Linked DNA regions of Mus musculus: all the other regions are linked to region 4. Evidence: chromatin loops called from intact Hi-C (ENCODE). Cell type or tissue: left cerebral cortex. All regions are shown on one strand. Region 1 overlaps Pcp4 (Purkinje cell protein 4). Region 2 overlaps Dscam (DS cell adhesion molecule). Region 3 has its middle 3.7 kb from the start of Igsf5. Region 4 holds the start of Pcp4 (Purkinje cell protein 4). Region 5 has its middle 66 kb from the start of Pcp4. Region 6 overlaps Dscam (DS cell adhesion molecule).

The links. A loop is a pair of places that touch in the nucleus more often than their neighbours do. Peaks named below come from ENCODE experiments on the same cell type or tissue, not always from the same donor. Only the 100,000 strongest peaks of a DNase experiment are listed, where the experiment ranks them.
Region 1: it touches region 4 in a loop (2.6-fold over the local background); 4 of 42 quality-filtered maps call a loop at or near these places.
Region 2: a loop joins it to region 4, with 6 times the contacts of the local background. A loop is called at or near these places in 28 of 42 quality-filtered maps.
Region 3: a loop joins it to region 4, with 8 times the contacts of the local background. A loop is called at or near these places in 9 of 42 quality-filtered maps.
Region 5: it touches region 4 in a loop (3-fold over the local background); 5 of 42 quality-filtered maps call a loop at or near these places.
Region 6: it touches region 4 in a loop (4-fold over the local background); 32 of 42 quality-filtered maps call a loop at or near these places.

The regions. Positions count from the first base shown.
Region 1 is chr16:96,523,201-96,527,200 of GRCm38, reverse strand. It overlaps Pcp4 (Purkinje cell protein 4), which reads right to left. Exons shown (of 3, transcript NM_008791.3): 3 at 1,408-1,811. The coding sequence ends at 1,684. Among named protein-coding and RNA genes, the nearest start is that of Pcp4, 58 kb to the right of the region's middle. In left cerebral cortex, a CTCF peak has its summit at 1,521; a DNase peak (open chromatin) is centred at 506.
Region 2 is chr16:96,609,421-96,613,420 of GRCm38, reverse strand. Dscam (DS cell adhesion molecule) reads left to right here. Exons shown (of 33, transcript NM_031174.4): 31 at 2,932-3,129. Among named protein-coding and RNA genes, the nearest start is that of Gm32509, 110 kb to the left of the region's middle. In left cerebral cortex, a CTCF peak has its summit at 2,410 (motif pointing right); a DNase peak (open chromatin) is centred at 2,415.
Region 3 is chr16:96,356,100-96,360,099 of GRCm38, reverse strand. No RefSeq gene overlaps it. Among named protein-coding and RNA genes, the nearest start is that of Igsf5, 3.7 kb to the left of the region's middle. In left cerebral cortex, CTCF peaks have their summits at 1,030 (motif pointing right) and 1,952 (motif pointing left); a DNase peak (open chromatin) is centred at 1,997; H3K4me3 peaks cover 191 bases.
Region 4 is chr16:96,466,056-96,470,055 of GRCm38, reverse strand. It overlaps Pcp4 (Purkinje cell protein 4), which reads right to left and starts at 2,450. Exons shown (of 3, transcript NM_008791.3): 1 at 2,266-2,450. The coding sequence starts at 2,274. In left cerebral cortex, CTCF peaks have their summits at 202 (motif pointing right) and 2,469; DNase peaks (open chromatin) are centred at 208, 1,190, 1,937 and 2,435; H3K4me3 peaks cover 2,368 bases; H3K27ac peaks cover 1,764 bases.
Region 5 is chr16:96,532,096-96,536,095 of GRCm38, reverse strand. No RefSeq gene overlaps it. Among named protein-coding and RNA genes, the nearest start is that of Pcp4, 66 kb to the right of the region's middle. In left cerebral cortex, no CTCF peak of the experiment used is centred here; DNase peaks (open chromatin) are centred at 660, 1,880 and 2,095; H3K27ac peaks cover 2,026 bases.
Region 6 is chr16:96,667,564-96,671,563 of GRCm38, reverse strand. All of the region lies in intron 20 of Dscam (DS cell adhesion molecule), which reads left to right. Among named protein-coding and RNA genes, the nearest start is that of Gm32509, 49 kb to the left of the region's middle. In left cerebral cortex, no CTCF peak of the experiment used is centred here; a DNase peak (open chromatin) is centred at 1,672.

The sequences.
Region 1 (4,000 bases), 57 kb before region 4:
GGACACACTTCCTTTAGATCAATAAATGGGTGTGTGGGGGGGAGTGGTGGAGCTGGGACACAGGTCAGATAGAGAGATCACTACCTGTGCATACATTTGGGTCCTAATTTACTTTACATTAGCAGCCCGAGGGAGCCCTGAGCATGACACCTTAAGCCATCTGATTTTTGTGACGTTCATACCCCTCTCTGTCTCAGCAGCTCTTTCTGGGGTGTCTTATCAACCTACTGTCTTCTCAATGGGGACTCTCCCATCAGGAGCCTGACTTAGCCCTCACCAGTTGTTACTGCAGAAGTGATCCTATTTAGGGGGTCACTAGCTAAAGTCATCATGAGAATTCAGGCATACCCCACTGCCACCCCCTCCCCACCCCAGTAGCTACAGGGAAGAGCTAGCAGCAGGGGCATCTTACACATTTTTAGCAAGCACATTTTTAGATGATTTTTTTTTGGTGGCAAGACACTCCCCATGGGTTCCAGTATTTCTTTGTGAGAGAATAGTGTCCTCTCTACCTCCAACTCTTTCCCCCACAAACCTCATTTCCACCGCCTCATCCACCCACAGTCCAGCATGCAGGTCTACACACTCAGACACTCTGCCTCTCTTCTCACGAGTGCATGTGACCCACCCAGAGCCCCAGCTAAGGAACACATAGCCAAGTCCACCGCATACATGGTGGCTTCTCGGTTCTGGGAGAAGGGTCCCTTCTGTTTCAGGTTCTTCCATGGCAAGGCTCAAATAAGCAGCCATGAAGACATACGGTTGATGCTCCTGGCACTTGACCAAGGTCAGCTCAGTCACACCCTTCCAACCTGTATTTGACTCCTGATTCTGTGTAGTCAGGCCTCCCACAAAATGGACATCTTTGCGTCCCATGGGAGCTCTCCGTGACATGTGAGACCGTGTGTCTGCAAGGTTTGCACTGGAGAAAAGCCAGGCAGCTTCTCCAAACTGCAATGAACAAGCTAAGCACCACGGTGCTGAGCCCAGAGGATCCTGGAGCCTGGGCCTGTGGATGGAGCTACACAGGTGCAAAGATGGCCTTTGTGGAGTAGGGCAACCCTTCAGAGATCTGAAGTGTACTTGCTGAGTACACCTGGGAGACATCCCAACCCCAGATGCACTGCCCTCCTAGACCTTGTGTTCTTCTGGATAAGCTGGGACAAGCAAGGGTACAGACGACATTTCCATGCTGAGAAAATACAGCCACCACCTATTGGCAGCTCACACTCTGTAAATGAGATAGGAACTCCATGGTTGAGGATGAATAGCCCCACCCTAACAAAAGCACTCTGTTCTAAAGTTTGAACAATGTAACATTGTTACAATGTAACTCCTGGCTTGCAGTCGTCTTTAACCGCATGAGCCTGGTTCCATTCAACCGGGGAAATGAAGACGGACACTAGATTCACTCATCTTACCTCCTTTTTATTACAACATCAAGGAAAATAGTTGCAGAGGAATTGTAATGGAGATAAACAGATTAAGCTACTCACAATTTTACTGTGGATACCTGCCTATAGGGGGCATAAATACTATGGGTTTCTCTTCATGCATTTCAGGTTTGTAGCAGGGTGTGTATTGAGTGAGGATGACTTCTCTCTAGGGTATTGTTCTTTTCATTTCTTGATGGATGGTGGTTGAACTTGGTGTCTTCAGGTGGACCAGGAAGCAGCTTCACCACTAGGACTGTGATCCTGCCTTTTTCTTCTGGAATTTTCTGAACTGAGACTGAATGGCCACAGCTGCACGCTCTGTCTCTGGTGCATCCATGTCGATATCAAATTCTTCTTGGACTTTCTTCTGCCCATCTGTAGTAAAAAACAAACAAACAAAAACAGAAATATAAGATGACCACCTAAAAACAGAAGAGTGAGGCCAGTCTAGATGCACGAGGCTAAGACGGCCCACCTCGGACTGTGCTCAGGTGTTCGTTCAACCACCCCAAAGCAAAATCATTTGTAAAGCAAAATCCAAGGGAAAATGGTGGAAAGTTCCAGACACTGAGAATTCCATAGCTCTAGAGAACATTCTACAATTCTCTAGCTATCTGAACGTTACCATGAGCAGGATGGATGACACAGTCTTGACACATTCCCATAATGCTAGCTGATGGTCACTGTGCTCAGAGCAGACAGAAAGTTACTTTGGATACCTGCATTGTGTTGTTAATGAGAGCTGCTCATCCTTTTCCAGGCTTTCATGGTGGTTATTTTTATAACCAAACCACACTATTTGACCATCACCAGAAGACCACACTTCCACAAGTGATACATTGTAATATTGAAAAGCAAGAGGGGTGGTGTGTCTACTTAGGCAGAGAGGCCAGCCAGCTCACACTAACGTGGTTGCTGAAGATCGGTTACAAGCCAGCACCAAGCGAAGATTTAAAGTAATCATGCCTTTGTGCTAGGCGCTTCTGAGCAGTGGCCTAAAAATAAGTAAGCAAAGTCCTCCAGTCAGAGAAGAGACATCTTTTTACATCCTCCAACCCAGTAAACACTGATCACTGGAGTCAAAAGAAGAAACATTTATCTCTTTTGAATGCAGACACAGATGCCCCAGTCCAAACTCAGGGTGACTTCTTGGGTAGTCAAATGGAAGGTGCCCATAAGGGAAAACCTGCTCATTTGTTAAGCCCAGGAAGAGGCTAGGTTGCTACCCTGCACTAGCATGTGGAACAGAAAGGCCAACTAGAAAAAACAGAGAGTGGGAAGGGGAGGAGGTGATAGAAATAATAGATGATAAGTATAGATAATAGATAAATAATAGATGTATAAAAGACAGATAAGATAGACTATTGATAGAAAGATGACAACTAGATAGATTAGAGAGATGATAGATGACTGATAGAAAATAGACAGTAGGTAGATATATGATAGACTATAGATAGGATGAGAGTAGACAGTAGGAAGATGATAGATAAATATTAGTCATAAACAGATGGCGATATAGATAGATGATAGATGATAAATAAATAGATGATAGATAGATAGATAGATAGATAGATAGATAGATAGATAGATAGATAGATGATAGATGATACATACATACATACATACATACATACATACATACATAATATAGTAGTAGACAATATGTAGGTGACAGATGATAGTAGGTAGATGGATGATCATGATAAGTATAGATAGATGACACATAGATTATAGATTGATAGATTGATGATGAGGAAGATAGTAGAAAGATAGATGATACACAGATAAATGAAAGATAAACAGACAATGGATACATAGATAGATAGATAGATAGATAGATAGATAGATAGATAGATAGATAGATGATAGAAAGAAAGAAAGAAAGAAAGAAAGAAAGAAAGAAAGAAAGAAAGAAAGAAAGAAAGAAAGACAGTAGACAGACAGATGTAGACAGGCAGATGGTAGGTGGTAAATGGATGATAGATGGCAGACATGCAGGAGAACCCCTACATAGTTCAGAAGCCTCCAGCACTGCATTTTCCCTGCAGATCCTTAAGCAGGCTCCTCTCAGTTTTCTTAGAGACTAAGCCGGTTCTGGCTGGAGCATGCCACACACTTCTCCACTCCTCCATCTGGAAGTGAGTGCTCTGCCTCTGGCCTTGTGAGCCTTCCTAGGGGTTGTGACCGAAATTACTTTTCTCTCTAACTCACTTCCATGGCTGCAGGGCCTGAGACAGAGTGTGAGGAATGCTGAAGGGCATCCTCCATGATCTGCAGGGCCCACAGCATGGTCAAATGCTTACAGCCACATTCCTCCAGGTCAAGTGGCCCTTGGCATATTGATCTACACAGCAATGAATGCTGCAGAGCCACAGGAAAGGATAGAAATTGCCTGTGACCCAAGTAGATGCTGAGAAATGCGAAATTAATGTTGTCCCACCCACTGGCCTGGAGCTAAAAGGCAAGAGTCCTGCAGACATACAGTGACTCTAGCTCCATGCTAATATCAACACTGTGCATGGCTCTATAGCTCTGTGAGTTGTCCTTTGCCACCAGGGCTTTGT
Region 2 (4,000 bases), 140 kb before region 4:
CTCATCTCTGAGACCTGAGGACGGATAGCAGATGATTAAAGGAAGACTAATCCAGTGAGCATACAACACATGACATGCTTTGTAACCAACCTGTTACCCACACAATCCTCTCTGATCCTGAATTTGGGATAATTAAAATAATTTGATTCAATGGGCAGAAAACTTAATGCAGAATTAGACCCAGAGTTGAAAGGTCAGGAGTTATTTATACCCCTGTCCTCTAACTCATTGGCTGCTTGGCAAGCATGCTGCTTAATCACTAAGTTGTATTTATATTAGAGGCTTGGGAGGTTGGCAAAGAATCTTCCATGCAGGGGCAGAAAAATCCCTAGATAAGCAAAGTTACCATCGAGCAAAATCCAAGTATTTATATCGCTGTTGGAAGCGACCACATCAAGTTCAATTCAGATACAAAATAAGGGTTGCTAAAACCTGGTTATTTTTTTTTTTTTTTAAAGTGTGTCAGATATCCTTGCCTTCCCACATCCTGACACGATTCTAACCCTGGGACACCTGCGTAGCACAGAGCAGAACTGTGGCCTGCGGCTCAGAAAACTGGTACCATGACCTATATTTTCAACATTTATCAGGCCACTGCTAGCTCTGTCCTCATCCAGGGGGACTTGGGATAATGAATAGAATTAACTTGAAAAGAGTTGCAGCTCTGAATAGAAATTTTCCAAATAGGGAGGTCTCGGTGGGGAAGGAAGACCTGAACTCCACACTGAGAAACGAGCTTTCTAAGGCACGGAACCCGGGTGAGAAACTTGGAGACTTGAGAAGAGAGTTAGGGACTTTGAGTCTGCCCTAGCCCGGGCATCTATTCCGAGAGAGCACCCAAAATCCTCAACAAGTGTGGCTGCAATTTGAAACCCAAGGAATAAAAAATGAGATTCCTCAAAACTTACATAAGGGGCTGGGTAATTTTCTAGAAAAGACTCATTAGCATTTAAATAACAAGCTGTACTATTTAAGCTCCACTTATCAAGTCAATAGTGCCTGGAAGACATTTAGACTCCTACCCATGACACTGTTTTTCTCTCTGTGGAGGACCTCTCTGGAATGTTCCTCTTCCCTGGGAAAACTCGCAATTATCATTCACACCTTGTTGTGCACAGGGCTCCAACACTTTGGCATAGCTCGTTTGCATTCACATCAAAGACAGAAACTATCTTCTAATAAGGCCGCCTTCTATGGAATTTTTGCAAGAGATGAAATGTGCCCTTAAAAAAAAAAATCAATGTAGCCAAAAGCATGCAGCAGCACTGGGTCTTTTGATGACCCAGAGAATCTTAAAAATATTGATTTGGCCATCTTCTTTATGTTCCTCTCCTAAATCCTAGAATGATAGATTAGTTCAAAGACCAATAACTAGAAATCTGCAAAGGGGAAAATCTTCCACTTGCAAAGAAAGGCTTTTCCCTGATGCCCCGTGTCAGCATTTCATGTTCCAGTGGCAATTATGGACAAGCCACGGTCCTGTGCACACCCAACTACAGACCCAGACAGCCAGGATCAGGCCACATCTGGTCAAGTAAGACACAGTGCCTGAGCAGACGGGCAGAAGAGCTGTGTCATGCCTAAACTGCCATTGTTCATCCGTGAAGCGACTCCAGGCTAAGTACCAATCCCAACAATTACTGTGAGCCAGCCGTATAGACAGCTCTAAAGACAGACCCTTGCATCTACTCTGAAGAGACATCCGAGTTCACAGAAGTATGCAATTGGGCATAAGCAGCCATATCCAAAGTTGGGTCTCAGTTTGTTCCTTTGAAATAGCTGCACCAGTGCTGATCACAAAGTGGCCAGACTATGCCATTCTAAAAAGCAGAAAATTCAGAAGTAGAAAAGTCCCTTCCAGGACCCTGAACTACTTTCATTTGGAGTCCCAGAAAAATCACTCTAAGGAACAGAACACCTCCCCTGGTCCATGGAATTTCAGGAAAGGTAATACTCTGGCCTGCTCCAGGGCCCAACACACGTTGCTACTAATATGTCCCTTTTCTTAGTTCACCAGTGTTGAGCTAAGACCACACTACCCTATTCACCTGTTGACCTGAGTTCCAGACTTAAAGAAGATACAAGGCTCTGGCAGTAGCCCACATACACGTAGACCTTGACATTTTTCATAGACAGTTGACACATGCTATCCAGATATCATTTAGCTATTTGTTGTTCATATTAAATAGTCCATCCAAGTCTTCATCAAAGTTCCCATGATACTCATCAAGAGACATACTGTCACATGCTGAGAGGATGTTGGGACAGAAAAAAAAATGTGTTATTTTTGTCTCCAGGGGCTTCAGCTTAAATAACTGGATGGAAAGTACTGACTGAACTTAGAAGTAAACTTGAAACAAGGCTTCAACAGCCTTTGGCCATCCTGTACTCAGACACAATTCTTGGTTCTCCCTGCAGGGGGCAACCTCCTCCTGTATCTCTCTCTTCATAAGTCCAACAGTCTTATAGCATAGGGACCCACCCTATCCCCCCTGTGACCTCCTCATGACTGATTATGTATGCAATGACTGTTTTTTTTTCCAAATGAGATCATGTTCTATGATCCTGGAGTCAAGATGAGGGATATAACATGAGGTGGAGTGGGGAGCAGCGAGTAGATCAGTCTGCACCAGGGTAAATGAACCTCAGAAAGGAAATCTTGTTCAAACACATTTGGTCAAGTTTCCTTGTCTTATGGGAGGTATTGATATTTAAAAAGTTTGAATGGATGTTTTGGCCATTGTTAATGGCCACAAACAATGTTCTGATCTGAAGCTTCCAAACACAAACGGGGTATTCTTATGCTTATGGGATTTTTTAAAAATACTTAACTATCTGGCAAACTTAGTAAGTAGGTCATGAGGGAGATGACAGCTGCTTGCTCTGCTTGACCCCTGAAGACAGATACACAATACCCCTTATTTGTTGCAGATCCCACCACCAGGAGGAATGCAAAGGCTGGACCCACAGCGAGAAACCGGTACGCCAGCCAGTGGACGCTCAACAGACCCCATCCTACCATCTCTGCACACACCCTCACCACAGACTGGAGACTGCCTACACCCAGGGCTACAGGATCCGTGGACAAGGAGAGCGACAGCTACAGCGTCAGCCCATCACAAGACACAGGTGGGCAGTGCATGCTCCCTTCTTGGTCATAGCAGGGCTTCCCAGGCTCCGTGAGGAGGGAAGCCTGTGAAACCTCCTGCCTAACTTCTCTCATGAAGGTCACTTTCAAATGACAACCGTTTCTCTGAGAGTTCCCAGGCCAAGTGTTCGGCCTTCCCTGTGTGCAAGGCCTTACTGAGTTCTGCAGGATTGAGCAGAAATGCATCTCTCTCTTTTGCAGGTGTCTTGAATCTCCCACCCATTCTGCTCTCTCTCCCTGTAGTTCCTACCCAACAGAGAGAAAGAAGCACTCATACATCTCACCCACACAATGGCAGTAATTGCCGATTGTGCTCTGAGGGCGTCTGACCCACTCCCACCTCCAGGACTAAGAGCCTGAACTTCACATCCTTCCACAACAAGGTCACAGCACCCCTATAAGGAACACAGGCTGATCCTTCTGGCAATTAATCAGGTTGATTATAAGATAAACAAGCCACCAGGCTGCTGGTGTCAACCACTGAGGCTTCACTTCTGCGCATGACCTCCTCTAAGCTCTGAAAAGCTATATCTGAATCTAGTAGCTACAGAAAAATTTAATGCTCATTTTTTTTTCCTCTTCACAACACACTTCAAAAACAGGGCTCCAAAGGTGGCATGTCACTGTGGGGATTTATTTTTAATGTCCGTTATTTCTCTTAGAAGGTTCTCAGAGGTGACTTCAAAACTTTTCTGTAGATTTGAAACACAGAGACAACTTTGACTGAGGTGACATGGCCTTGTTGTAAGGCCTGTTTGCACTGGGTTTTGTCCTATTTTCTCGTTCCCATCAAGATTGGTAACAGCAAAGGATGAAACCTGGAGATCAGGGACTGTTCTGCCTTGTGAAAAA
Region 3 (4,000 bases), 110 kb after region 4:
TCCCAGAAGGTCTGGCTAGGCTTGGTTTTTATATTCAGCTATACAAAGGCACAGGGGGAAATCCATGAGAAGCTTGGGACTGGGAAAGGACCTCAGAGGTGTCTAAGTTCTTAGAAGGAACTCTTTCGTCCCTCAGCTCTGGGACACGAGTGTGCCTATGAAAGTGTGAGTAACAAGCATTCTTTTTGAGCTCTTTGATGATTCTGCTCCAACATCATGGCGGTTCCCTCATTAACTGAGGCATTAAATAAAACCTTCAGCACGTGTTTCACTACAGACTTTCAAGACAGCCGCCATTTTATCTTTATTTTTTCTCCTGAGGAATTTATTTATTTATTACATGTAAGTACACTGTAGCTATCCTCAGATACTCCAGAAGAGGGAGTCAGATCTCATTACGGATGGTTGTAAGCCACCATGTGGTTGCTGGGATTTAAACTTCGGACCTTCGGAAGAGCAGTCCGGTGCTCTTACCCACTGAGCCATCTCACCAGCCCCAAGGAATTTATTTATACGACCACTGGAGATGTTTTTGTTTTTAAAAATTATGAAATAATTGAGCCAATGTTCAACTCTATCCTGCCACCAGAAATACCAATTTTTTTAAAGTTTGCATTTTATTCTATATGTATGAGGGTTTGCCTAGATGTTTGTATGTTGTTATGGTTTGGTCCAGGAACAATGACAACTATTAGGAGGTATGGTCTTATTGGAGTAGGTGTGGTACTGTAGGCGTGGGCTTTAAGACCCTCATCCTAGCTGCCTGGAAACCAGTTTTCTCCTAGCAGCCTTCAGATGAAGATGTAGAACTCTCAGCTCCTCCTGCACCATACCTGCCTAGATGCTGCCCTGCTCCTGCCTTGAAGATTATGGACTGAACCTCTGAACCTGTAAGCCAGCCCCAATTAAATGTTGTCCTTATAAGAGTTGCCTTGGTCATGGTGTCAGCTCACAGCAGTAAAGATCTTAACTAGGACATACGTGTACTACATGCCTGCAGCACCCACAGAGACCGGAAGATGGTGGCAGATCCCTTGGACTGGAATTGTGGGTGGTTGTAAACTCTCTTGAGAATTCCAGAAACCAAATCGTGTTACTCTACAAGAGCAGCAAGTGTTCCTAACCACTGAGCTGTCTCTCCAGCCCCCAGAAATAGAAATTGTATAATGGGTTCAATGTCACACAAAGGAGAAACTGAGAATCCTCTATAAACTCACCATCCCACATAAATAAGCTTTATGAATTTTTAATGAGAAGCTTTAATTATTTTTCTTATTAAAGATGTGATTCACGCTTACTACAGGAAATAAGAAAATACAGGAAAGCAAAAGGAAGAAGTTATTTTTATGTTTTGTTTTATATTTATTGTGTGTATCTGTCTCATAGGTCAGAGACAATTTGCAGAGGTCACTTCTCGGCTTCTACCAAGTGGGTCCTGGGGCTCTAACTCAAGTCCTTGAGTTTAGCAGAAGCCTTTTACCCACTGAGACTCATCACTGGCCCCAAAAGGAGGAAATTTATGAAATAGAATATGGCTGAGACCACCACACTATGGCAAACACTATGGATAACCCAGCATATATCTGTTTTAAAATGTAAAAGTGTAGCAACTTAGTAACCAGTTTCTAACTCTTTAATATATTATAATCCAGGGGCTGGAGAGATGGCTCAGCAGTTAGCACTGGCTGCTCTTCTAGAGGACCCAGGGACCCAGGTTCAATTGCTGGCAGCTCACAAACATTTAGTCCAAAAGGTATCTGATGCCACTCTCCCCTTTACTTTTATTTTGAGATAAATTCCAAGTTTCCCAGACTCCCTTAAACTCATCCTGTAGTCCTGGCCAGGCCCTGGACTTGGATTCAGCCTGCCTCAGCCAGCTGAGTAACTGGAATTACACATCAGCACCCAGCCAGGCCCTAAGGAGTCATTCTTAATGATTAAGCATATTCTGCCCTCTGGAGGCAGCATGAGGAATACGTTCCACCTTCTGGCCTTCCCCTCCACGCCCCACCCCCGCTCCTCCACGTGCTGACCTCACAGAGTTCTAATACTCGCCACGCCCAGCTTGCTTACGGCTTTTATTAGTGTAAGCAACGAACACTGTAAGAAGTGAATCAGAGAGGAAGGTACATGGAGTGACTTCTTCAGGGTCAATTCTGGGGAAAATGCAGTTGGCGCTATAAGGTTAAACGAAAGCTCAGTGGTCGGCAGGAGTCAGGGAAAGAGCTGAATCGGTAACGTGTGTGTGTGTGTGTGTGTGTGTGTGTGTGTGTGTGTGTGTGTGTGTGTGTGTGTGTGTGTGTGTGCGCGCGCGCGTTCGTGTGTTAAAATAGGGGCTTCCTGCTCCATGTGAGGGTGTGATTTGAATGCATGTCACAATACAAGTGTTTGTCCAAACACAGAGTGTCTCACAGCCAGAATGAGCCCTACAGTAAAACCCAGGTGAGTCTTATTTCTTGCCGGTTCTTCTTGAGGCAGCAGAGAAGGAAGCGACTTTGTCTTACAGAATATTTAGGGTTGCTGTAAATAATAAAACGTTTACTTATCTAATTTACTATGCTACTGTAGCTGACCTGCCTTCTGTGTTCTTCTGAGGCCAGAAACTTCAGTCTCTGGCACTTAGCACCTCATCCTAAAACAGCAGAAGATTAAGTAAAGGATTAATTGCTAGAGCCTTTTCCCTATTGTCCAGATGCCTCTTGCTTGTCAGGCTAGGGGGAAGTTTGGAACCTTAAACTGCTATTGAACCAGAAGAAGAGGATGCCACTTGCAGAAGGAAAAACTTTTACATAAGCAAATATGTATAATCTCACATAAAATCACATACAGGTTCACCCATGTGCATTTATACATTTCTATTCAGATCAGATGGGCTCAGCTTGCATGCATTCACACAATTACACACACACACACACATCCATACTTACATATGCATATGGAGAAAAAGACCAAACACTGATGCAGAAAGAACTCATTCTGGATGAAAAATGAGCTCCAATCTTTATTACATTGCAAAAGAAAAAGCTTCTACCCTTTTATTACTAAGTGAATTTAACCCAAGTTTGTAAGAAGAAAGTTTTGTTCTTTTAATAAGACTAAGTCTGCCTTGTTATCAACAAAAGACCTTTTCTGTCCCATGGTAAGGAGGAGCCTGCCTGCTCCTTCTGCTCTCTGCAGCTTCTTCTTTTTTCCTCTTTCCCTCTGCATTCTGCACGTTGCTCTCTTAGTTTTTTATGTTACCTATAGTTTCTAAGCTATTCCACTCTGCATCCTCCTTCTAATCTTGCTCTCTCCTCCTGCTCTGGTGCCAAAATAATGCTCTAACTCTCAATCCCTTTTCTGTGAAAGCTATGCCTATACTTGAAAGTTCTTCTTAAGTTCAGCTCTGTCTAAAAAATTCTCCTCAGCTCAGTTCTAACTCTTCTCTTTTGTCTTCAGCACTTATACATCTTTCAGAATATATGATCACATGTTAAAAAGTTCCTCACAAGTTCGCACATCAAATCATAAACTGAAATAGAAGTTTACAACAGAGAATGTCTACATGCATATCCATTAGGAGTAATTATCTGGCTAAACATCCCACACCTGTCTCAGCTCCACAGGTTCACTGAGAGTTAAAAAACATAACTAAGTTATTAGTGAAGTTTCATGTTCATGTTCAATATTTTATCTTCTGTCCTAGCACCTATAATAAATCACTAGTTCCCTTTTTATGACCTTTGGTTAATAGTTTTACAACCTCTTGGAATGTGCTCTGAGTAGTAGAAAGTCTGGTTACTATCTAGAAGCAATTAACTAGTGACATATGGGAGACTGGTAGAGTTCTCATTTCTGTTTTGACTATCAGAAAAGGACCTAAATGGAGTCTTAGTATAAAGACCTTAATAAATACTGATATAATTTTAGGAATTCTTATAGGATCATCATTAAGAATTAAGAAGTCATCTATTTGTCTAAACAGCATCACTATAAGACAGTAATACATCTTTGTAGTTCT
Region 4 (4,000 bases):
CCAATCCTGCCTGGGAGTTATTAACACTGGAAGCCATTTGTAGTTCATTCAACTAAAGAAACACTTCAGGACTTGGTGCCCTCCCCAGCTCCTTGGCTGTTTGTCCCTCTTATTAAATGTTGAAAGCAGATTTAAGTTTTAATCAAAGGAGAAATTTCTTTTCTCCAAAGAATACCAGCGGTCTAGGGACTTGGAAATGAGCCAGCAGGGGGAGCTCAGGGGCAGCGGTGGGAATGAAAAAGACAAACCTGGTGCAAGGGGAAGTTGGGGTGTAGGACTGCGGACACAGACCCAGGGTCTGCGCCTTAAGGACTTTTACCCACAGGATTTAAGGAATTCACACTCTGATTGTGATACTAAGTCATGGACAGCTGGAACATTGTAGGGAGTTTGAGGCTGCCCTAGTTACAGGGTCAACAGAAAGGAGGTTGTGACCCTAACTGTGGGTTGAACTCTGGGACAAGGCTCTTCCCTGGAGACCCACACAGTCATCTGCTCAGCTGGGTGACCAAGGAGGCACTGGAGGACTTCTCTATACATGAGCCTCAGCATAGAATGAGGGATAGGGCACTGTCGCATGTCGCTGACTGGACACAGGAGAGGGTCCCTGTTGTGAGGTCAGTCTGCAGAGCCTGCCGTTTCTAGGCTCCTTCTTGATGAGAATCTGTTGAGTTCTGAATGGGAAAAGCTGTCCACACAGCCATCCCTTCTTCCTGCAAGCAAGGTGAGGTGTCCATAAACCTTGCGCTTCTGAAAGATTAACGAACCCAGAGGGAAGCCCCTCCCCCAACATGTAAAGGAAAAGAGACCTTGTCCTCAATGCCCTTGGTCTTCAGAGCCCTGCTTGCTTTCCCTGGATTCTCTACCTCCTTCTGCCCCACCCTTTCCAGCTGTTCCAGAGCCCCACACTCATTTATTTGGACAGAGCCAGGCACCAGGTACCAACTACTTCAGTGTGACAAGGCTAGCCCCAGATCTAGCTGGCGGTCTTGAATCGGTTGGTCCACTTCCCTGTGCCTCAGTTTCCTCCTCTGTCACCGACTGCCCAGGATATGGAGAGGCTCACAGAAGGGGACACATGTGGGAGTGCTTGGCACTGCTCTCAGCATTTACACCATGAGGCAACCAATGGCTGTCACTGTGGCTTCTGTTCCCAGGGTTGCCAGGAGACTCCCATCTCCCAGCCCAGATCCACCCTCCTCCTCCCCCAAGCTCTTGGCTCTCTCCCAAGTCCTGTGCCTGGGTGCTGCACCACCTTGCCCTTCTGCCTGTTGTTTGGATCCAAAGCTGTCCATAGAGGAGAGAGGAGCTGCGAGGAGACATTTGATTTCTGAAGTTGTTAATTCTACTCTAGACTTCCAAAAAAAGATCACCCATCTGTCAAACATTTTTTTTAAATAAAATACAAAGAAGATAACAGATCTTTCACAGTAATTAAGTATCAAGTGAGAGGAAATGAAAACAGACTTGGCTGGGCATCTAGTTGAAGAGGATAGCACTGTGTAACCCCAAATCTTGTGGGAGAGATTACAGTTGCTTTTTAAAAGAAAAATATGCAAGCCACCAGCTTGTATATTCTATATACATTTAATCAGAAAAGGGTCTTGGGTTTAAAATGAGCTCTTTTGCCAACACTCCCTGATGCCTCAGAGGTAGCAGTTTCTCTCTCTCTCTCTCTCTCTCTCTCTCTCTCTCTCTCTCTCTCACACACACACACACACACACACACACACACACTCAAGCTTGGACTCCGAATGTTTTCCAGGGCTCTGATTAACTGATTAACTGCAAGCCCTGTCACAGACAATGATTCTGCAAGAGCTGCACTTAGGCACAAATCCTAACCCCCTTCCCCACCTCTTTTCTGAGACCGGATTTCCCAGGTGGCTAGCACTGTCTGCTAACATTCAGATTGTATCCCAAGGAAACACGTGAGGACGCACTCCCTGGAGAAAGCACAAATATTCATGAAAGAATCAAATAACTGGCTTTCTCTTCAGAGGTACAAAATCCTAAGTCATAGATCAGAAACAATATACCTACATCCCTTTCTCTTTCTAAGGCTAATTTCAAAAGTTGCAAACTTAGCAAATTTCTACACTGCATTCAAACAAAGCTATCAAGACAGCCTATGCTCAAAGCAAATAATAACAGGATCCATCTACCCCTCAGCCCCACTGGGCACCTTTTGGGTTTCTGAGAATCCCACAGGGGCAGAGCCTTCTCACTCTGCGGTTTCCCTGTGAGAGTGGAAGGATTGCTCACCTCACTCATGTTGGCCTGACTCCGCAGCTAGGTCCCACAGAACAGCTCAGAAGGCAATGCTCAGGGGTGGCTGCTTCCCTGGTCCTGGCTTTTCTCTTAAAAAGAGCTGCTGGGTGGCATCATGCCTCCCGCCAACCAATGAGAGGCATTCACCTGTCTGAACGCCTGCAGACATCCGAGAGCGCAAAGAGCCACCTAGTGGAGCACAGTGGAACTGCGTGGCAGGTCTCTGCTCCGTTTCCATCCAGGAACCAAGGAATTTGCTGCACACCAAAGCATCCACCCTAAAAGGATTCTATACCCTGCTGCAGAGATACTTGGTCATCCATGATCATGGCTGATCAGGTCACAATAGCAAGGAAAGAGACTCGTTCTAGATGCCCATCAGCAGTCAAAAGGATAATCAAGCTGCAGTATAGAAGATTTTAAGCCATTAAAAAACGGGGGAAGGGGGGAAATCATGACATTTGCAGCAAGATGGAAGAAAATGGGAAATATTACAGCAAGTGAGGTACGCCAGACTCAGAAGGACAAATTTCCCTGCTCATATGGAGATCCTGACTTCAACTTTTTACTGATGTGTTTATTTGAATGAGGGTGGGTTCAAGGGGTGGGGGTGGGGAGGGTAAACTACGACTTGTGATATGAGATTGAACAGGGAATACTGGGGATAGAAAGAAATAAATGGGGAGGAGGGGCAAGAAATGGTGGAGAAGAAGGGGTGGGGACAGCCAACTGAAACTCAAGACGTTTGAAATGCCACAAGGAAACCTGTTGCTTTGGAAGGTTTTATTTATTTTTATTTTTTTAATTTAAAGGAGAGAGAAACATAACAGTCACAGGCACACTGATGGTCACAGGACTGCCCCTGCCGATGGACTGGGAGGTGCAGGACTCACACCCTCTGGGACTGTATCTTACATGTCTATAATTGACAGACTCTGTTTCTCATTGAAGAGCAATGGGAAACTTTGTATGGAGTGGTTCTTATCCCTCTGGGCTCCCAGCTGTTCCCGGCCCCCTTTGGGGGCACCAGCTTCAGACTTTAGAGTTGACCACCCTCTGTTTAGAGTCCCCCCCCCAATCTGTCTGTCTGCTTGGACCCTAGAGTGGAAGGACATGTCTGTAGTGACCTTTGGAGTCCAGCAGTCTTGAATCCCACTTGGCAGTGACATGAGAGAAAACATCTGTTTTCACTTAGGGTTGTGACAGCCCCACCTAGGGACAGGACCCCATAAAAGGTCTCCTCACTTTGGCCCTGATGAGCCATTGGGGAAAGCAGCTCCTTTTTATACCTCTCAGTCCAGACCTTGTGAGCCTGGAAGTGTGGTGTCTGCCAGATAAGCAGCATTAGAGTGTATGCCCCAGCTGATCATGGTGAATATCAACATGACTAGCAAGACCATGTTGAGGGCCCCCCAAACCTTCCTTGGTGCCCCCAATACCTGTCCCAGTGCCTCCTGTACCCAGAAAGACCTGCACGACACCCCCGTCTACTGATTCCCTCTTCTCGGCTCAGCTGCATTCTCCTTCCCGAGTTGCCAGCTTTCTGTTCCAAGTTCTAACATCATGGCATCCTCTGTGTGTCTCCAAATGGAAAGGGCATGGCCAGAAACTGTAGTACACACATGTAGGGGTGTGCACATGTCGGGGTGTGAGAGAACAGGGAGAGGAAGACAAGAGCTTCACCCACAGCTCCTATGGGTCCCTAACCTAAGCCAGAACCACTGTCATG
Region 5 (4,000 bases), 66 kb before region 4:
GAAACACTGGAAGTTCACTCCTGCCAACCAGGAAGAAGAGAGTCAATGTTCCTGGGAGATTTCCAAGGAACCAAGGGAAAAGGGTGATGGTTTAAGTCCCTTCAGCCAAGCAATGAGAGACACAGGAATACATTTACATTATAGATTTTGCCCTCTTCCCTGAGGGTCATTTCTCCCTCTCTAGTAATCCCTAGATGTCGCCAGTTGTGCCCAGCCCAGCCCTGGAGAGCTCTCCATTTCTCAAGAGCATATTCATGTTTTCACAAATATGAGCCTCACGGTGACACATGGTGTGATTCCTTCCTGCTCTCTTCTACCTTCCTCAAAGATTCACATCTTCAGCTTCTCATTGGAATGTACCTTCTGGGAAAGTAGAGCCCAGTGTCTCCACATCCCAAGGACTTGGATCTGAGAAGGCAAATTGGCCACACCACCCTGCCTCACCCTCCTTGGCCCTTGTGGGGCTGCCTGCCCTTCAAAGTAGGGAAACAACTTTCAGTTGACTGAAAACTAAGTGTCCATTCCGGTCTTAAGAGATTGCTTTCTTCTGAGTTGTGAAAAACATGATGTAAACACAGCATATGCTCTGAAGGCTCTAGAATTCTTGGAACCTCCGAGTGTTGGCTCAAAATGCCCACACATCTCCCTCGCCATATGTCTTGGGTTAGTGTCGCCCAGAAGGAAACCTTGAGGCAAGGTTTTGCATGCAAGTGATTTGCTTGAAAGGCTGAGGGAGCATCTGGGGTGGGTGAAGTGTGGACATGAGTCAGGGAAGGAAGGAAGGAAGGTTGAAGAAGACTGGATCTTTGAGCAGACAACTTTGTGCAATGAAGGACTGCTCCCGCCAAGGATCTCTGGAGTCTCAGAGATGCTAATGATCAAGAGAGCTGGGTATTCATCTTCCGAGTCAAATCAGGCAGCAACCAGGAACTGAGCTACCAGTAATGCTAGTAACTTCCGGTTGCCCTGTGTGCAGGACATGGGGAGCATTGATACAATTGGATGCTCATGTTCTGGAGAGATATGGGCAGCTGTGAGCACATCTGCAGGAAACGTCACAGTACCAGTGAGAATCTGAAGAACTCATACCACAGATGTGCACCTATAAACCTTGTGACAGAGACTGCACTTTGTTCCTCTAGCTTCATCCTTTTGGGTGCCCCTCACCTTGTCCTCCCGAACCTGGAACTAAACAGAATGGCAATCCATCTAAACACGGGGGAAAGCTAGAACCCTAAGGATGGCTGAAGAAGGCTGTTCTGCCTCTGACCCACAACACGTCTGTAAAAGGCATCCCTTGAGGCTATTGAAGTAAAGGGTCCTTCTTGATAATGCCACTGTTACTCTGGGTCCAGGTTAATGTGCTGAGCTTAAATCTTAGCCATCTACCTTTCAACACACTCATAGAAGCTGTGCCCTGGAATACTAATGGGACAAGCCACCTTCTGATCTTCCCTCTGTTTCTGTTCCCAGGGAGTTTAAGCAATGTTCTTGGAACACCCTAGGAGCATGCCTAGAGTTTCCATCTCTGATGGAAAGCCGTAGATGGGTCTCATCAGCCTGGCAGAGTGAGTCCCTAGCAGAAGAAGTATTGACCCTACTGGACATCCTAGTAGGGCTTAGACTCAGCCATGGGCAAGCCATGTGTCTGACTGGCATCTTTATAAAATGCAGGGTTTAGTGAGGCCCTTGGAGGTCATTTCAGGTCTATAAACATGAATCATAGAAGGAGCTCAGTGAGGAGGATGGGGTGACAGAGGGAAGGGGAGCTGGAGTCAGTGTTGATTCTTCAGAAGGGAGCTTCCCACTGCCTCTCCTCATCTTGACAATCACAGAAGCTGAGCCCAGCAACCCCATGAAGAGCTCCACAGAGCTCCTTCACTGCCGCATACTTACAACGGTTATGAGTCAGTACTCCCCAACCCCGAGTCTTCTGCACCACTGTACTACCACCCCATGACCTCGGGAGCATGGAGAGGGCTGCACCCCTCCTCTAGGAGCTGGACTGTCCTGGGGAGGCAGGTGCTGCAGGAACAGCAGCAGCAGCAATGTAGGCGGAAACACACCCTACATCCACTCCTCCCCGAAGCTCTCAGCTCTGCAGTGGCAGAGATAACCACACCACAGCCCTGCTTATCAGCTTGGCTCAGCACCCTGATTGTGCAGGGGCTGCTGACTTGGTGGCGGGCAAGCCACACAAAATAGGCTGAGCTCCATCAAGCCGGAGAAAATTAGTGTTGACAGCCAGGGCTGGCTACAGGCCATCTCTGGAGCTCTCCTGCCACGATCTGGTCAAGCAGCTGCAGATGCCTCTGGCTTGTTGTAGCCATCGGCATCTCCTGAAGGGCTCCCAGCAGACTGTGGGGTGGTAATGCGGCTACGACTCCCCTCCTCAGAGATGAGGGCTGGTAAGACAGGGTCTGAGGTCACATGACTGGGGCCAGTTTTAATGCCAAGCAGATAAGTAATGACTACCCCCCATCCTAACCATTTGTTCGTCTGAGTAACTCATGTTCCCCCCTTTCAGGAGACCCCTCACTAGCTGAGCTGAAACATGATTAACACTAGTGTTAAAAGTGATCATTGCATCAAGACACAAAGGATAGGACACAACGCCACTGTTCGTATCCTGTTGTAAGGAAGTGACATACACCCAGTAGCTTCAAATAACACAAACTCACAGCTACTATTCTAGGGGGATAACTCTTAGTCTATAAGGCAGACTCAAGTTTAAGCAGGGATGGTTTCTCCCGGAGGCACTGAGATGATCCATCTTCTTGCCTCTCCCAGATTCTAGACACCAGCTGCAGTCCTCGGCTCATGTCTTCTTCCACAACCTCAAAGCTCATCCTGTTAACATCACTATTATCATCCGAGCTCCTTTCCCAACATGCATCCTCCTGGTTCCTCATAGAAAGACCCTATGATGCTGTGGAGTCTTTTCACCTCAAAATCCTGATTTTAGTCATATCCCGAAAGCACCCCCAACACAGACAGGAACATATTCACCAATCTTGGGGATTAAGGTGGCTCTAATTCTATTCTACCAATGAGATTTGGAGGCTGTAAATTCCAAACAGTGTGAATCACAGAAGGATGCATCAAGTTACACTCTGTCAGTCATAGAAGGATACATCAAGGGTACACCCACCAGACACAGAAGAATTCAAAGAGTCTTCTATATGGACAGGAACCATCCACAGGAAGCCACGTCCATGCTCAATGCCTCAAGTAGAGTTAAGAACGGAGTTCAAAGTCTTGAGGCTGAGAAATCTAACTTATGAAGGAGTCAGCCTCTTCCTTCAAGCTGTGTGACCTTGTATGCTCTTTATCATCTCTGAGCCTCCATTTCCTCGCCAATAAAATGGGGACACTGTATATTCCATGAGACAATCAACACATGTCAAGTGTGTATCAACTTACTACAACCTGACTTACAGAAATTACTCCGCACAGATGGCCCATTTAGTCTCTGCCTCTGGTGGTCAGATGTTCATTTCACATGAAGAGAGAGAGAGAGAGAGAGAGAGAGAGAGAGAGAGAGAGACTGAGGCCAGAGGAGGCTGACAACAATAGTTGCTGAAGCCTGGTTCCACTGTTCTCATATTCTAGGTGTCCACAGTAAGGCTGATGAATAGAGGGAAGGGGCAACCTTGTTCTCAGAAGAAGAATACGTGCAGAAGGCAGTGTGCAGGACCTCAGGATTGGAGCACAGAGATCCCTGCCAAGGCAGCCACAGCTTCCAGACATGCTTAGTCTCTAGGGAGAAAACATAGGGAAGCATAGACATGTGCCCGAGTTCTGCCATCTATCCCTAATATCTATGTTTATCCATTGCAAATAGGATGTCAAGAAAATGCATACTATGGGGACTTTGCACAACCTTCTTCAGACAGAAGACAGAAGGATACTGGCTGCTGTGACCTCGGATAAGCCAATGTTTTCCTTGGCTGGTTCCTAGAGGAAAGCACAGGCTGTTTCCCTATCATTTTGCCTCTCC
Region 6 (4,000 bases), 200 kb before region 4:
AGGTGTTTGTTCTCCAGTACACATAACACCTATTTAACAATAGGCAGCTATATCACTTTATCACTTTATTCTCCCAGTTCAGATCTGCGAAAGACAACATCACTAAAGACCTTGGATGTAGCCAGACATGTCGCATTAGCTGTAAATTAACCAGATTTGTTCTTCGGCTGTTTAAAAGCAGATCTAATAAAACATTCATCCACCTCAAAAAGTCCAGGAAATGCACTGAGACACCAGCTTTCCAACCAGAGAGAATGACAACACAGCCCCCAAGTTCATGTAATCAGAACCTCAGGATACCAGCTAGACGACAACAACAACAAACAAACAAACAACAATAACAATAACTCAACACTATTATGAACAATAAAAACCCAGAGAATTGTGATAACTTTTAAAAGTCTTATATTAGGGGCTAGAGTAGTGGCTCCCTGGTTAAGAGCACTTGCTTCTCCTGCAGAGGTCTCAGGTTCGACTCTTAGCACCCGAGTAACAGCCCACAAACACCTGTGACTCAAATTTCAGAGGATCTGATGTCTTCTTCTGGCCTCCAAGGGCACCAAGTAGGCAGGAGGTACTATTTCCTGAAGCTAAGTCCACATTTTTATATATAACCCTGACAACTATTTAAAGAATTATTGTATTAATTATTATATTAATTCCCTGAGAATTGTGCATAATGTATTTTGATCATATTTGCTCCCCAACCTAACTCCTTCCAGATCTATTCACTTCCTCCCTGCCCACTCAACTTCCTGACCTCTTTTTAAAAAATCCATTGAGTCCAATTTGTGCTCAGATACTCCTGGGTGTGGGCCCAGCCCCTAGAGTGTGATCTACCTACCAGGGACCACGCCTTTAACAAAAAATGTCTCTCCTTTTCCCAGCAGCTATTACCTATTGTCACTAGCTCCTCAGATGCAGATGGGACTTTGTGCTAGGATGTTGTCTGGTTTAAGTTGCATGCTGTCCCAAATGCTGCAAATTCGTATGAACAAATGTCAGGTCACGTCAAGAAAACGTGGTTTCATTACAATTATCTACTACCCCTGCCTGTTAAAGTCTTTCTGCTTTCCTTTCCATAATGATCCAGCCTTGGGAAGACTGAGTGTAGCATAGATATCCCATTTATGGCTGGGCATTTTGCAGTATCTCATTCTCTACACAACATCCAGTTTGTGGGTCTCTGTGTTAATCAACATTTACTGCAAGGAGACATTCCTCTGAGGAAGGTTGAGAGATTTGCTAATCTACAAGTACCACAATAAGTTATTAGGAATCAGTATAATACTATGCTTATTTATCAGAACAAGAGCAGTAGGTAGGTACTTCCCTAGGGCATATGACATATCTAGCCACAGGATCTTGGCACCTCCAGCCGTGAGTTCCATCTTGTATAGCACTGGTTTTCTAAATACTAACATCCTGAGCAAGAGGCCACCTGTATGCCACTTCCAATATGGCAGACCCAGCTCAACCTCATTGCCCCACCATTCCTGTTTCCTGGGGTTGTTAATATTCTAACCACACTCTTATCTTCCAACTAGAATCCAGACTTAGGTTTGATTACTTCTCTACCGATCCTTATCAGATTGGCTGATTCCTCTGTTTAACAAATGCAGGAAGGAATAGAACACCACCCTACACCACGCACTGAGCCAGGCTCTGGACTCATGCCTCAGCAGAAGCTGAAATACGCTGCGTGCAGCCAGGCTGTGCATTAGCAGCCTGTGCCAGCAAATGGCTTTCCTCTCTCATGCTCAGGGACACTGTGAGTTGGTATCAACTTAGCTCTATGCTCCATTCACTCGAGAAAATACCCAGGCAGGACTTATAACAGAAGAAACAAATTACAGAAAAATTGATGAGGGGGATTAAATGGTTCTCCAGAAATCACTGGCCAGATATCACTTAGAGTCTTACCCACTGAGAAGGGCCTTATCTGATGTAACTTCAGAGCATGTTCACAGAACTCCCAAGGAAGGCAGAAGGTGCCAGGGCAGGGATCGGTTCTGTGATGTGTAGCCAAGGACAATCCAGCACCATTTACAGCACACTGCAGTGTGCAGGAGCACAGGTGAGGGCTGTCTCCTCAAACACACGCCAGAGCCAGATTCTTGGGAAATAAAAGACACTGTTTCCTGGAAAATCAGGAACAAGAACAGATGTGGATCTGGGGAAAACTTAAGTTGGTAAAGCAATTAGGGGGTCTGAGGTTTGATCCCCAATACTCACATAAAAAGCTGGGTGGTGGTATGTATCTGTAATCACAGAATTGGTGGTTACAGAGAGATAAAGACAGGAAGATCCCAGGGGCTGACCAGTCTAGTGTAAAGGCTGAGCATTAAGTCCTCAGAACAGGCTGTTTCACAGAAATAAAAGAGCTCCCAAGGACTACCACCAAAAGCTGACCTCTGGCCTGTACAAACAACATGTTCCATTCATACACATCCATGTGCATATACCCAGACTTTACACACATACACACACGCGCGTGCGCACACACACATACACACACACACACACACACACACACACACATACACACATACACACACACACACACACACATACACACACATACACGCATATGCACATACTCACACATACACACACACATATGCAGACATGCACACACAAAGGGATGCTAGGCAGAGAATGTAAATCTACTAAGCACCATGGCACCCTGGGAGTTCTCTCTCTGTGCAGAATCTTTGTAAATGGTGGCCCTGGCCCCTACCTTCAGTGACATACATTTTAATAAATAATATTTATACCAGTTACTTCTAATGAGTGCCTTGTGTGAGAGCTTACCCACCCTACTGCCACCCTCACTTAACTGAGTCTGAAATAGAGACAGCACAGCAGGCAAGCATTGTCTAGCTTCACCCTGAAGCCTCTGGTCTTTCCTGAGAAGTCAGCCTCACAAGCTTCAGTGTTCCTCTAGCAATGGTGTCCACTTGGGAAGGATTGGGAAATGTATATCCTTGTTAGCAAAGCTGTGTCACTGGGGATGGGGTTTGAGGCTTCAAAGGGCCAAGCTATTCTCAGTTTATACCCCCGGCCTCCTGCTTTCTCCTTTCTGATAAGGATATAAACTCTCAACTACTTCACCAGCTCCATGCCTACATGCCTGCTGCTGTGCTCCCTACCATGGTGATCATAGACTCTAACCCTCAGGAACATTGAACCCTAACTTACTCTTCGTTCTTTATGTTGCCTTGGCCATGAATAATGGCTCTACATGGGCATGACTCAGTTTCCACTCCTCAAGTAGAGGAGGCACTGCTAGTCTCTGAGATACCTACCTAAGAGATAACTGGCTGATGTACGCTTTATAGGTTATGGCTTTGACTCATCCAAGGGAGGCTAAACTGAACAGTATCTTTTCCTCACCAAGACAGAAAAGCATTCCGCAGACACTGGGTGCTTTCTGCGCCTGAGAGATGAAGTCTACATGCCCAAGCCTTTTCGTGCCTGGCATGGAATCACTCCTTCTTTGTTCTTCCACAGCAATCTTACCTGTGGGCCCCTTTGTTTTCAGATAGCCAATCTAGAAACTATGTTGACATCCCAAGTCAGGCGAAGAATAGATCTTTGTGCTTCATTTATACACCTGTAATTTACCAAGCTCGCAAGACCTTTGTTGAGCTTTCTTCTTGGTACAGACATTTGCCGGGGCCCCGGTACTCATGGGAATACACATAGTTCTAACCTTTGGCATCCTCCCACTGAACACGGGGCTGTAAGAAACCTGGAAATGTTTTAGAGAAGCAAAGACACATATAATTGCACCAGTCATAAGAAAACAATTCTAGTTTATAAAAACTCTTGGGGACTGTATTCTGGAAGCTTCCTTGTAAATTCCTCTGTGCTACCTATCCAATTCTAATGGATATGATTCTAAGTCTTCAGTACACTGTTTATGCTATAGTGTGTATGTGTTGTATGTGCACATGCATGTATGAGTATGCACGTGTGTGTGTGTGTACACGTACTT